2 separate regions of the Homo sapiens genome follow, and region 2 is linked to region 1. A link is a loop called in an ENCODE intact Hi-C map of the cell type or tissue named here. Cell type or tissue: ascending aorta. All regions are shown on one strand. Each heading gives the region's core, and the rest is flanking DNA. Links, peaks and the distances in the headings are about the cores only. Region 1 holds the start of MRTFA (myocardin related transcription factor A). Region 2 overlaps MRTFA (myocardin related transcription factor A).

Region 1 (5,366 bases), core at 142-5,141:
CTACAGGCGCCCGCTACCACACCCGGCTAATTTTTTGTATTTATAGTAGAGACGGGGTTTCACCGTGTTAGCCAGGATGGTCTCAATCTCCTGACCTCGTGATCTGCCCGCCTTGGCCTCCCAAAGTGCTGGGATTACAGGCGTGAGCCACCGCGCCTGGCTTTTTTTTTCTTTGAGACAGAGTCTCTCTTACTCTGTCACCCAGGCTGGAGTGCAGTGGTGGGATCTCGGCTCACTGCAATCTCCGCCTCCCAGGTTCAAGCAATTCTCCTGCCTCAGCCTCCCGAGTAGCTGGGATTACAGGTGAGCATCACCACGCCCGGTTCATTTTTGTATTTTTAGTAGAGACGGGGTTTCACCATGTTGGCCAGGCTGGTCTTGAACTCCTGACCTCAAGTGATCCTCTGGTCTCGGCCACCCAAAGTGCTGGGATTACAGGTGTGAGCCACCACATCCAGCCTAACCCTTTATATATACACAAAATATATATGTGTCTATATATAGTATATAAAACGTATACAATTTAAGTTGTCCAGAAAAAGTATAGAGATATTTGTGAGACGGTGAGGTTGCCTGCAGTCTCTGCCATGAATGGGCAGATCTCTTTTCCTGTGACTAATAAAATACACTTGTGCCTCCTCATTACCTGGGCTTTTTAAGGAGGGCTGTGTCTGGGTGGGTACTATCTGGAATGCCCCACCTTGGTCATGTTTTGGGGAAATCTGCCCCACCCCAATAATTCCAGTGGGGGTACTTTCTCCTCCGAGGCGCACTTCTGCATCCTCTTTTTTTTTTTTTTTTTTAAATACGGAGTCTCGCTCTGTCGCCCAGGCTGGTGTGCAGTGGCGCCATCTCGGCTCACTGCAAGCTCCGCCTCCCGGGTTCATGCCATTCTCCTGCCTCAGCCTCCCGAGTAGCTGGGACTTGACAGGCGCCCGCCACCACGCCCAGCTAATTTTTTCTGTTTTTAGTAGAGACGGGGTTTCACCGTGTTAGCCAGGATGGTCTTGATCTCCTGACCTCGTGATCCGCCCGCCTCGGCCTCCCAAAGCGCTGGGATTACAGGCGTGAGTCACCGCGCCCGGACTGCATCCTGTTTTTGTTTTTTGTTTTGAGATGGAGTCTCACTCTGTCGCCCAGGCTGGAGTGCAGTGGCGCGATCTCAGCTCACTGCAAGCTCTGCCTCCCAGGTTCCGCCATTCTCCTGCCTCAGCCTCCCGAGTAGCTGGGACTACAGGCGCCCGCCACCACGCCCAGCTAATTTTTTCTGTTTTTTAGTAGAGACGGGGTTTCACCGTGTTGGCCAAGATGGTCTTGGTCTCCTGACCTCGTGATCCGCCCGCCTCGACCTCCCAAAGTGCTGGGATTATAGGCGTGAGCCACCGCACCCGGCCTGCATCCTGTTTTAGTCACCTGGGATACCGGCCTGGCATTGCAGTCACCGCAGTACGTGCCTTAGCATCCTCCAGTTTGGTGTAAGCACCCCCAGGGTAGTGACTGTATCTCATCTAGCTTACCCCCTCAGTGTTCTTACTCAAAAAATATTTATCGAATAAATAATTTTATCAGGTATTTTGTGCAAGAATTTTTGCCTTGGGGAAGGTGTGTGTGACTAAGAGCCCACGAGGATCCCGTCTAACTCCAAGATTCTGCGACCGGCATTGGAAGCTGATTTATAGTGAGTAATTGGGAATACCCAAGGCCACTTTGACTTTTGCCGCCATTGGATAGAGCAGCACCCTCTCCTACCCTCCCTCTGAGTTCACCCATGGGCAGTCCCAGAAGCCTTTGATGGGGAAAAGGGGGTCATAGTGAGAATTTACCTTGGAATGTAAAGTGAGCCGCCCCTTTTCAGTCTTTGCATCTTCACGCGGGTCCGCCCCAAACCTAGAAGAACGCCCCTGACCACTTCTTCTTCTATCTACTGTTACTCCTTCCTCTGACTCTGGTGACCCCATCCCGGAAGCCTTCCGGAAAGCGCTTCCCCCTTTTCCACCCCATCGAGTTGGGGTTATTTCTCCTTTTCTGGGCTCTCTCCCATTGCTGGGGAGGAAGGCGGATACGAAGGGCCTGCATGACCGCAGCTGTCATCACAGTGGGCCTGGCTTACCTTGTTGCTCTCTCCCCTTTCGCCTTTCTCCTTTCTCCCTGTTGCAGTCATGGACTTCACTCATAATACATATACATATACATATACATATACATATACATATACATATACACATACACATACACATACACATACACATACACATACACATACATATACATGTTTTTAAATCGGGCAGCCACCCGCTCCCCGCCCTCAGCCCGGAATAGGTTCAGAGAGGTGCCCGGGTTCACTTGCGGAGCGTGTGGCCTCTGCGCCTAACGCGCGCCCCTTCACTACACGAATGGGTGCGGGCAAGGGTATAGGATTTTAGAATTCCAAGAGTTGTCGGGGGTCATCCCGTGGAATCCTCTTTTTTGCAGATGCTCTTCCTGGAGCCTTCCGATGCAAGCTCTTGGGCTCACGCAGCCCTTTTCCTCTTCTAAGCCCAGAGCGCTTTCGCTGCTGCTGATCTCCACGGCCTCGGCAGATAGGGAGGGGCAGGCAGGTGTCAGCGTCCTCCCTTTCACCGTTGGGGAAACTGACTCAGAGAAACAAGGCGACGGGCCTCGGCGGGGCGGGACCGTAACGGGAATTCAAGGCTCCAGGCCAGAGCGGAATTTATTGTGTCTCGTTTTGGGAAGCGTGAATGTGAAATGATCGACTTCGGAGCCCCAGGCGGAGACCCTTCAGTCCCCGACAAGAATCGGGATGGGGTCTGGGATTAATGCAGTAATTACTCGCGCCTGGGCATTGACCCCTTGGCAACTTCGCAAGATCCGGCAGGGTCCACCGCCCTTCCCTTCACAGGGTGACCACAGGGCTGCGGCCTCTTTAAGGCCCAGAGCTCCGCCCCCGGCTCGTCGCCAACCCCCTCGCCGCAGCTCAGCCAGTTCCAGACTTTCCTCAGAGATGAGGTCATCTCCCCGTTGCCCATTGGCTGCGCCGTGCCGTCAGTCACAGGAAGTCAGGCCGCCGTTTTCGCCTTCTTCATGCCGCTTCCTTCTCCGCCCGCCCTTTAGTCCGCCGATCACGACCCCGATCAGGCCTCTGATTGGCTAGCGCCGCCGTCACTTCTCCAGCGGACAGTCTTCAGGACGGGAGGCGGGCGTGGTGGGCGGGCCCGCAGCTTCCGTGGCTGAGAGGAGCCGGCGGCGGCAGTGTCTGTGGTGGCCGCGGCGGCGAGAGCGACGGTCCCATCTTTCCCACCCTCTTGGTTGCCGCTGGCCACACGCCCTCCGCTGGCGGCGACTTCTCAGCTCCGTGCGCCCGGGCTGGACAGTGAGCCTCGAGAGGAGACGCGGGCGGCTAGAGCCGGAGTGGGGCGAGCCGCGGAACCCGGCCGGGAGCCGCGCGAGGCGGTGAGTGAGAGTCCGGGTTGGGGACCCCTCCCCCACCGCGGCCTCGCCCCGCCTGGAGCATCCTTTTTCCCCCCCGACCCTGCTGCGCGCGTCCTCGGGGGGTCGGGCGAGGCGGCCCTCGCGTCCCCTGCCCTCTTCTTGCCGGCCTTCTGCCCCTGCCCTCGGGGCCGGAGTCGCAGAGCGGCGGTCACTGTGCCGGGGCTGGGACCCGGGCCGGGCCGGGCGGGCGGGCGCGGTCGTGCACCTGTGCACTGCCTGGCAGGGCTGTGCTGCGCGGGGCGGGGAGGCACGGAGGTCCTCGCCCTCGCTTCTCCCGGGATGTGTTTTGATTGCAGGGACGGGGTGTCGGCCGCTTTCTCTGGGGTCTTGTGCAGACCTTCAGGATCCAAGTGCAGTCCTTGGGATTCCCAGGCAAGGAGGCTCAGCTGGACTTGTTGGTGCCAGTATAGCAAACCTGAATGCTGCCAGGTGTACAGGGCTCTGCAAATCTGAAACTTGATGGCCAAGAACTTTACCTCCTAAGAAAGCGTCTGTCAGGACGCTGATGCAGTCCACCCTCCCCGCTTCGGGTACCTTTGATACTCCATAGTGCCTAGGGCTGGACCTTTTGAGTCGACTCCCAAACCTGCCACTTGCTAGCTGTGTAATCTTGTGCCTTGGTTTCCTCGTCTGAAAAATGAGGATAATAGCACCAATCGCATACGGTTGTTTGTTGTAAGTGTCGAATGAAATAATTCACGTGAAGCGTTTGACACAGTGCTTGGCCCATAGTAAGGGCCCAAGAAATGTTTGCTTTTGGGATGTTGAGAATGCCTGGTTTGCCTGTGTGCCTTTAAGCACTAGCCCAGCTTGGCATTGTCAAGATTTCTCTCTGTTGTCTCCCTGTTATGCAGCATAACGAAAGGGCAGTTGAATGGTTAACTTGCTTGCCAGCCTCTGTTTGGCATGAAGTGTGTGTATATACAGGAATGTGGAATACATCACTTAAATATAATAATGGAATTACCCCATGCTTCGTATGTTTTTACATAGTTTTAAACTCATAAGACGTCTGGAATGTCCCCGAGTTGCAAGTTTTTGAGATCTTTTCAGGGTCCTTTCTACATCAAGCCGAAGCCTGTAACGTTAAGACTTATTGTCAGTAAGAAGTTAGACCTACATGTTTTACTTCAGAAGACCCCCAAAACTCCAAATGTCACTTACGCAGTTTTACTGTTGAAAAGCAGTCATCTCCCGGGGGTGAGGTGGTACAGCCAGCTGGCCCACAGCCCTATGACTGCAGGGTGGGGAACCTTTGGCTGGAAGTTATTAAACTAAGTTTTGCTTAATGTCGTTTGCATTTTTCATAGCGAACCAAAGGGCTTTATGTTACTGTTTCTTATTGAAATGATTTAGAAAGAAGCAATCCATTACTGCGTTCTTTAAAAACACCTGCAAAGAAAAAAATATCTGTAGTTTAGCTCTAGTGTTTGTTTCAGTTTTTGGCCAATAACTATTAAGAAGAGCCCGTTTTTAAGAAGGCTTCCAAAAGTCACATCCACTTGAATAAGTTATTTAGAGTCAAATCAAGAGAGGTGGAAGAGTAATATGTATCCCATCACCCAAAAGTATTTATTGGAGAGTTTCCATGTCCTTAGTACTCTGCCAGATGCTATTAGGGAGTGATTAAAAAGAGTATGAAATAGAATCTCAGCCTATAAAGGGCAAAACCATAAAGTTTGGGTCACCCGTTAGTAATTACAAGTACTACTTAAGGGATGACTTCATTTATTCATTCAACAGACTTTTTGTTCCATGTTTGTAACGTGCCAGGTGTTTTTCTAAGGGCTGGGGCTGTCAAGATAAGTGAGATATGGTCCCTGCTCATGAGGAGCTCACAGTCTAGTGGGAGAGGCAAAAAATGACAGATGATTGTA
Region 2 (5,366 bases), core at 319-5,318, 140 kb after region 1:
CGCCCCGTCTGAGAAGTGAGGAGCCTCTCCACCCGGCAGCCACCCCATCTGGGAAGTGAGGAGCGTCTCCGCCCGGCAGCCACCCCGTCCGGGAGGGAGGTGGGGGGGGTCAGCCCCCCGCCCGGCCAGCCGCCCCGTCCGGGAGGTGAGGGGCGCCTCTGCCCGGCCGCCCCTACTGGGAAGTGAGGAGCCCCTCAGCCCGGCCAGCCACCCCGTCCGGGAGGGAGGTGGGGGGGTCAGCCCCCCGCCTGGCCAGCTGCCCCGTCCGGGAGGGAGGTGGGGGGGTCAGCCCCCCGCCCGGCCAGCCGCCCCGTCTGGGAGGTGAGGGGCGCCTCTGCCCAGCCGCCCCTACTGGGAAGTGAGGAGCCCCTATGCCCGGCCAGCCGCCCCGTCCGGGAGGGAGGTTGGGGGGTCAGCCCCCCGCCCGGCCAGCCGCCCTGTCCGGGAGGGAGGTGGGGGGGTCAGCCCTCCACCCGGCCAGCCGCCCCGTCTGGGAGGTGAGGGGCGCCTCTGCCCAGCCGCCCCTACTGGGAAGTGAGGAGCCCCTCTGCCCGGCCAGCCGCCCTGTCCGGGAGGGAGGTGGGGGGGTCAGCCCTCCACCCGGCCAGCCGCCCCGTCTGGGAGGTGAGGGGCGCCTCTGCCCGGCCGCCCCTAATGGGAAGTGAGGAGCCCTTCTGCCCGGCCAGCCGCCCCGTCCGGGAGGGAGGTGGGGGGGTCAGCCCCCCGCCCGGCCAGCCGCCCTGTCCGGGAGGGAGGTGGGGGGGTCAGCCCTCCGCCGGGCCAGCCGCCCCGTCTGGGAGGTGAGGGGCGCCTCTGCCCGGCCGCCCCTACTGGGAAGTGAGGAGCCCCTCTGCCCGGCCAGCCGCCCCGTCCGGGAGGGAGGTGGGGGGGTCAGCCCCCCGCCCGGCCAGCCGCCCTGTCCGGGAGGGAGGTGGGGGGGTCAGCCCTCCGCTGGGCCAGCCGCCCCGTCTGGGAGGTGAGGGGCGCCTCTGCCCGGCCGCCCCTACTGGGAAGTGAGGAGCCCCTCTGCCCGGCCAGCCGCCCCGTCCGGGAGGGAGGTGGGGGGGTCAGCCCCCCGCCCGGCCAGCCGCCCCGTCCGGGAGGGAGGTGGGGGGGGTCAGCCCCCTGCCCGGCCGGCCTCCCCGTCCGGGAGGTGAGGGGCGCCTCTGCCCGGCCGCCCCTACTGGGAAGTGAGGAGCCCCTCTGCCCGGCCAGCCGCCCCGTCCGGGAGGGAGGTTGGGGGGTCAGCCCCCCGCCCGGCCAGCCGCCCCGTCCGGGAGGTGAGGGGCGCCTCTGCCCGGCCGCCCCTACTGGGAAGTGAGGAGCCCCTCTGCCCGGCCACCACCCCGTCTGGGAGGTGTGCCCAACAGCTCATTGAGAATGGGCCAGGATGACAATGGCGGCTTTGTGGAATAGAAAGGCTGGAAAGGTGGGGAAAAGATTGAGAAATCGGATGGTTGCCGTGTCTGTGTAGAAAGAAGTAGACATGGGAGACTTTTCATTTTGTTCTGCACTAAGAAAAATTCCTCTGCCTTGGGATCCTGTTGATCTGTGACCTTACCCCCAACCCGGTGCTCTCTGAAACATGTGCTGTGTCCACTCAGGGTTAAATGGATTAAGGGCGGTGCAAGATGTGCTTTGTTAAACAGATGCTTGAAGGCAGCATGCTCGTTAAGAGTCACCACCAATCCCTAATCGCAAGTAATCAGGGACACAAACACTGCGGAAGGCTGCAGGGTCCTCTGCCTAGGAAAACCAGAGACCTTTGTTCACTTGTTTATCTGCTGACCTTCCCTCCACTATTGTCCCATGACCCTGCCAAATCCCCCTCTGTGAGAAACACCCAAGAATTATCAATAAAAAAATAAATTAAAAAAAATAAAAATATAAAAAAAATAAAAAATGAAATGTTAAAAAAAAAATAAAAAAAATAAAAACTGTAACAAAAAAAAAGAAAGCAATATGAAAGTATGTTATTATTTCTCTTTGTAGGCATAGACTTTTACTTTAATGAAGCATAAAAAAAAAAAAATCATAGACTGGGCCGGGCGCGGTGGCTCATGCCTGTAATCCCAGCACTTTGGGAGGCCGAGGTGGGCAAATCACAAGATCAGGAGTTCGAGACCAGCCTGGCCAACATGGTGAAACCCCATCTCTACTAAAAATACAAAAAATTAGCTGGGTGTAGTGGTGAGCGCCTGTAATCTCAGCTACTAGGGAGGCTGAGGCAGGAGAATTGCTTGAACCCTGGAGGCGGACGTTGCGGTGAGCCGGTGAGCCGAGATCGTACCATTTCATTCCAGCCTTGGGGACAGAGTGAGACTCGGTCTCAAAAAAAAAAAAAAAAAAAAAAAAAGGTCTACTTGAAAATCTTGTCCAGGTTTCCTCTGCTTCTTAAATACTTGTTTTTGGGCTGAAGTGTCACACCTGGTTTTAATACAAAGGGAAATTTATGGTGAAAGTTGAAGTAAAATCAGTTTGACCCTTAAGGTGTCAGGTCACAGAGAAGACATTTTCTTTTTGTGTTTTATGTATGCCTTCAAAATCTTTAAATGACCAGTGTTGCTTACAGAGTCATTTGTAAGAAATAAACATTTTAAGAGGTAGTTAAAACATTTTTGAGGATGTAATTATAGGGAGGAAGGAGTTTTAAAATTTGGTTAAAAATTTTTTTTTCACAGATAAGGAGGTATTAAAATTTTAAAAAAGTTTTCTTCTGGCTTGAGAAATATGTTAATTTCTGTGCTGCTTTTCTCTTGGAAGGCATAATTACTCAAGTTACAGCCAGTTAGGAAACTCTCCTTTTATCTTGATTTTTCTGTTTCAGAAAGTTCTGCTTGTAGTCTGTGGTCAGTCCATAGTGTGCTCTGGCACCTCTGCTCCTCAGTTTTGTGTTCAGACTGCTTATCAGTGCTCTGTGTTGTCTGTGTTCTTTAAATGACTCAGTATTAGTCAGAGAATCAGAACAAGGAATCCAGGGAGAGATTGTGGCTGGTTCCCTATTTTGGGTGATAGATTTTATTTAATTTACTAGGTCATGTAATGCAGACAAGATGTTAACAGTTTGAGAAATCCTAAAGGAATGTAAGTTCCAAGCATGACATCTTTACGAGAAAAACGGTTGTGAATTCACTAAGATGTGAATTTAGAAATGTTAAACAGATCATTTTTATACCTTTCTTTCCCTTTTTTTCTACCCTGTGAATATTTTTGTCTGTGTTGTGGGACATCATTGTCTGTTCTAAAAGTGGAAAATTAATAATAAAATAAAAGGGACGATTGGCTGAACATTCTGTATACCCAACACACTGATTATTGATTGATTGATTAAATTCACCCTAAAACCGTATAAATTTGGTCATATTATCTTTATTTTCAGGTAAGGAAATGAAAGCTTAGAGAGGTTAAGTAACTTACTCAAAACCAGAGTTGGCAACAGGTGATAAGAGCTAAAATTTAAACAAAGGTCTGTCTGATTTCAAGTGCAAATTCCTAGCCACTGTATCATCCTGCCTGTGGCCTGCTCCTGAGAGGTAGAGATCTGCATAGGTCTTGGCCATACAAAAAGACATCTGGTTGGTTGTCTTGGGTGCTTTGATGGTTCATTTGTTTACTGTCTGTGTCTGTCTTCTCCCTCAGCACCTACCATATGCATGACACATACTCAACAAATATTTATTGAATGAGGCTGGGGACAGTGGCTCATGCTTATAATCTTACCGCTTTGGGAGGCTGAGGTGGGTGGATCTCTTGAGCCCAGGAATTCAAGACCAACCTGCGCAACATGGTGAAACCTCATCTCTACAAAAAAATGCAAAAATCAGCTGGGCATGGTAGCTTGTACCTTAGTCCCCGCTACTTGGGAGGCTGAGGTGAGAGGATCATCTCAGCCCAGGAGATCAGGGCTGCAGTGAGCTGTGATCATGCCACTGTACTCCATCCTGAGCTACAGAGTGAGACCCTGCCTCAAAAAAAAAAAAAAAAAAAAAAAAAAAAATATATATATATATATATATATGAAGTGTGTACCGTTAACTGTGGAAAATAGAAGCATGCTGACATTTTGTTTGGTAAATTTTTGTAAGTGCATGCTATATTTGTAAATATAGTAAAGTGCATTCTTTTTTTTGACACAGGGTCTTACTCTGTCACCCAGGTGCTGGAGTGCAGTGCTGTGATCTTGGCTTACTGCACCCTCCACCTCTCAGGCTCAAGCAGTCCTCCCACCTCAGCCTCCTGAGTAGCTGGGACTACAGGCATGCGCCACTACACCCATCTAATATTTTAAAAAGATTTTTTTGTAGAGACTGAGTTTTGCCATGTTGCCCAGACTGGTCTCCAACTCCTGAGCTCAAGCAGTCCACCAGCCTTGGCCTCCCAAAGTGCTGGGATTACAGGTGTGAGCTACTGTGCCCGGCCAAGGTACATCTTAAACTAATATTTATCAGGTTTGTTTATGGCATATGTAGCCTTTTACATAAGAAGAAAAGATTTACTACCCCATGCGATTTCCTTTTTTTTTTTGAGACAGTCTCTGTTGCCCAGGCTGAAGTGCAGTGGTGCGATCTCAGCTCACTGCAACCTCCGCCTCCCAAGTTCAAGCGATTCTCCTGACTCAGCCTCCTGAGTAGCTGGGATTATAGGCGTGCACTATCAAGCCTGGCTGATTTTTGTATTTTTAGTAGAGATGGGGTTTTACCATGTTGGTCAGGCTGGTCTCGAACTCCTGACCTTGTGATCCACCTGTTTTGGCCTCCCAAAGTGCTGGGATTACAGGCGTGAGCCAGCCTGACCCATATGATTTCTGAAGATTATTTTCCTCTTCCTCACCAGCCTCTCTGCTGCTGTCTTTGTCCCTCCTTGTTTCCACACTGCTGTCCAAATGACCTTTCTCTATTTCTCTTTCTCTCTATTCTCCATTCCTCAAGTAATTGTTATTTTCATAACTTTTGCTTTTGTGCGTTCCTCTGCCTTTGGTTGGAATGCCCTTCCCATCTTTTTGGTTTGACTTAAACAAAAATGATTTTAGATTTCAGTGCAGGTGCCTTCTCTCCTCCTGGAGGCCTTCTCTAACTCTCCAGCCCCAGCAAGGTCCCCTCTTCTTTGTCCTCATCAGAGCACTTACCATGCTGAGGGATTGTATAAATAGTTACAAGGCTGTCTCCGTTTCTTGAACAGCCTGTAGTGTCAACTCCATTTGGGCAGGTGTTTCACCTTTCTGTGTCCACAACACCTGGTACTTGATAGGCAGACAGTAAGTATTGACAGAAAAATGAAACAAAACAAAGGGTGTAGCTTTGCCAAATCCCACCATAAATCTTAGAGAACCATTCCATTTTAGAGATAGAGGACACCTTGTCTACTCC

The links. Hi-C counts contacts between places; a loop is a spot of excess contacts. Peaks named below come from ENCODE experiments on the same cell type or tissue, not always from the same donor. Only the 100,000 strongest peaks of a DNase experiment are listed, where the experiment ranks them.
Region 2: it touches region 1 in a loop (3-fold over the local background); 12 of 110 quality-filtered maps call a loop at or near these places.

Annotation. Positions count from the first base shown.
Region 1 is chr22:40,634,562-40,639,927 of GRCh38, reverse strand. MRTFA (myocardin related transcription factor A) reads left to right here and starts at 3,209. Exons shown (of 15, transcript NM_020831.6): 1 at 3,209-3,450. RefSeq lists enhancers at 936-2,135, 2,875-3,184 and a silencer at 3,445-3,754. In ascending aorta, for the core only: no CTCF peak of the experiment used is centred there; DNase peaks (open chromatin) are centred at 2,027, 2,317, 2,667, 3,077 and 3 weaker places; H3K4me3 peaks cover 3,440 bases; H3K27ac peaks cover 3,033 bases.
Region 2 is chr22:40,496,905-40,502,270 of GRCh38, reverse strand. All of the region lies in intron 3 of MRTFA (myocardin related transcription factor A), which reads left to right. Among named protein-coding and RNA genes, the nearest start is that of MRTFA-AS1, 22 kb to the left of the region's middle. RefSeq lists an enhancer at 3,337-3,836. In ascending aorta, for the core only: no CTCF peak of the experiment used is centred there; a DNase peak (open chromatin) is centred at 2,880; H3K4me3 peaks cover 382 bases; H3K27ac peaks cover 3,031 bases.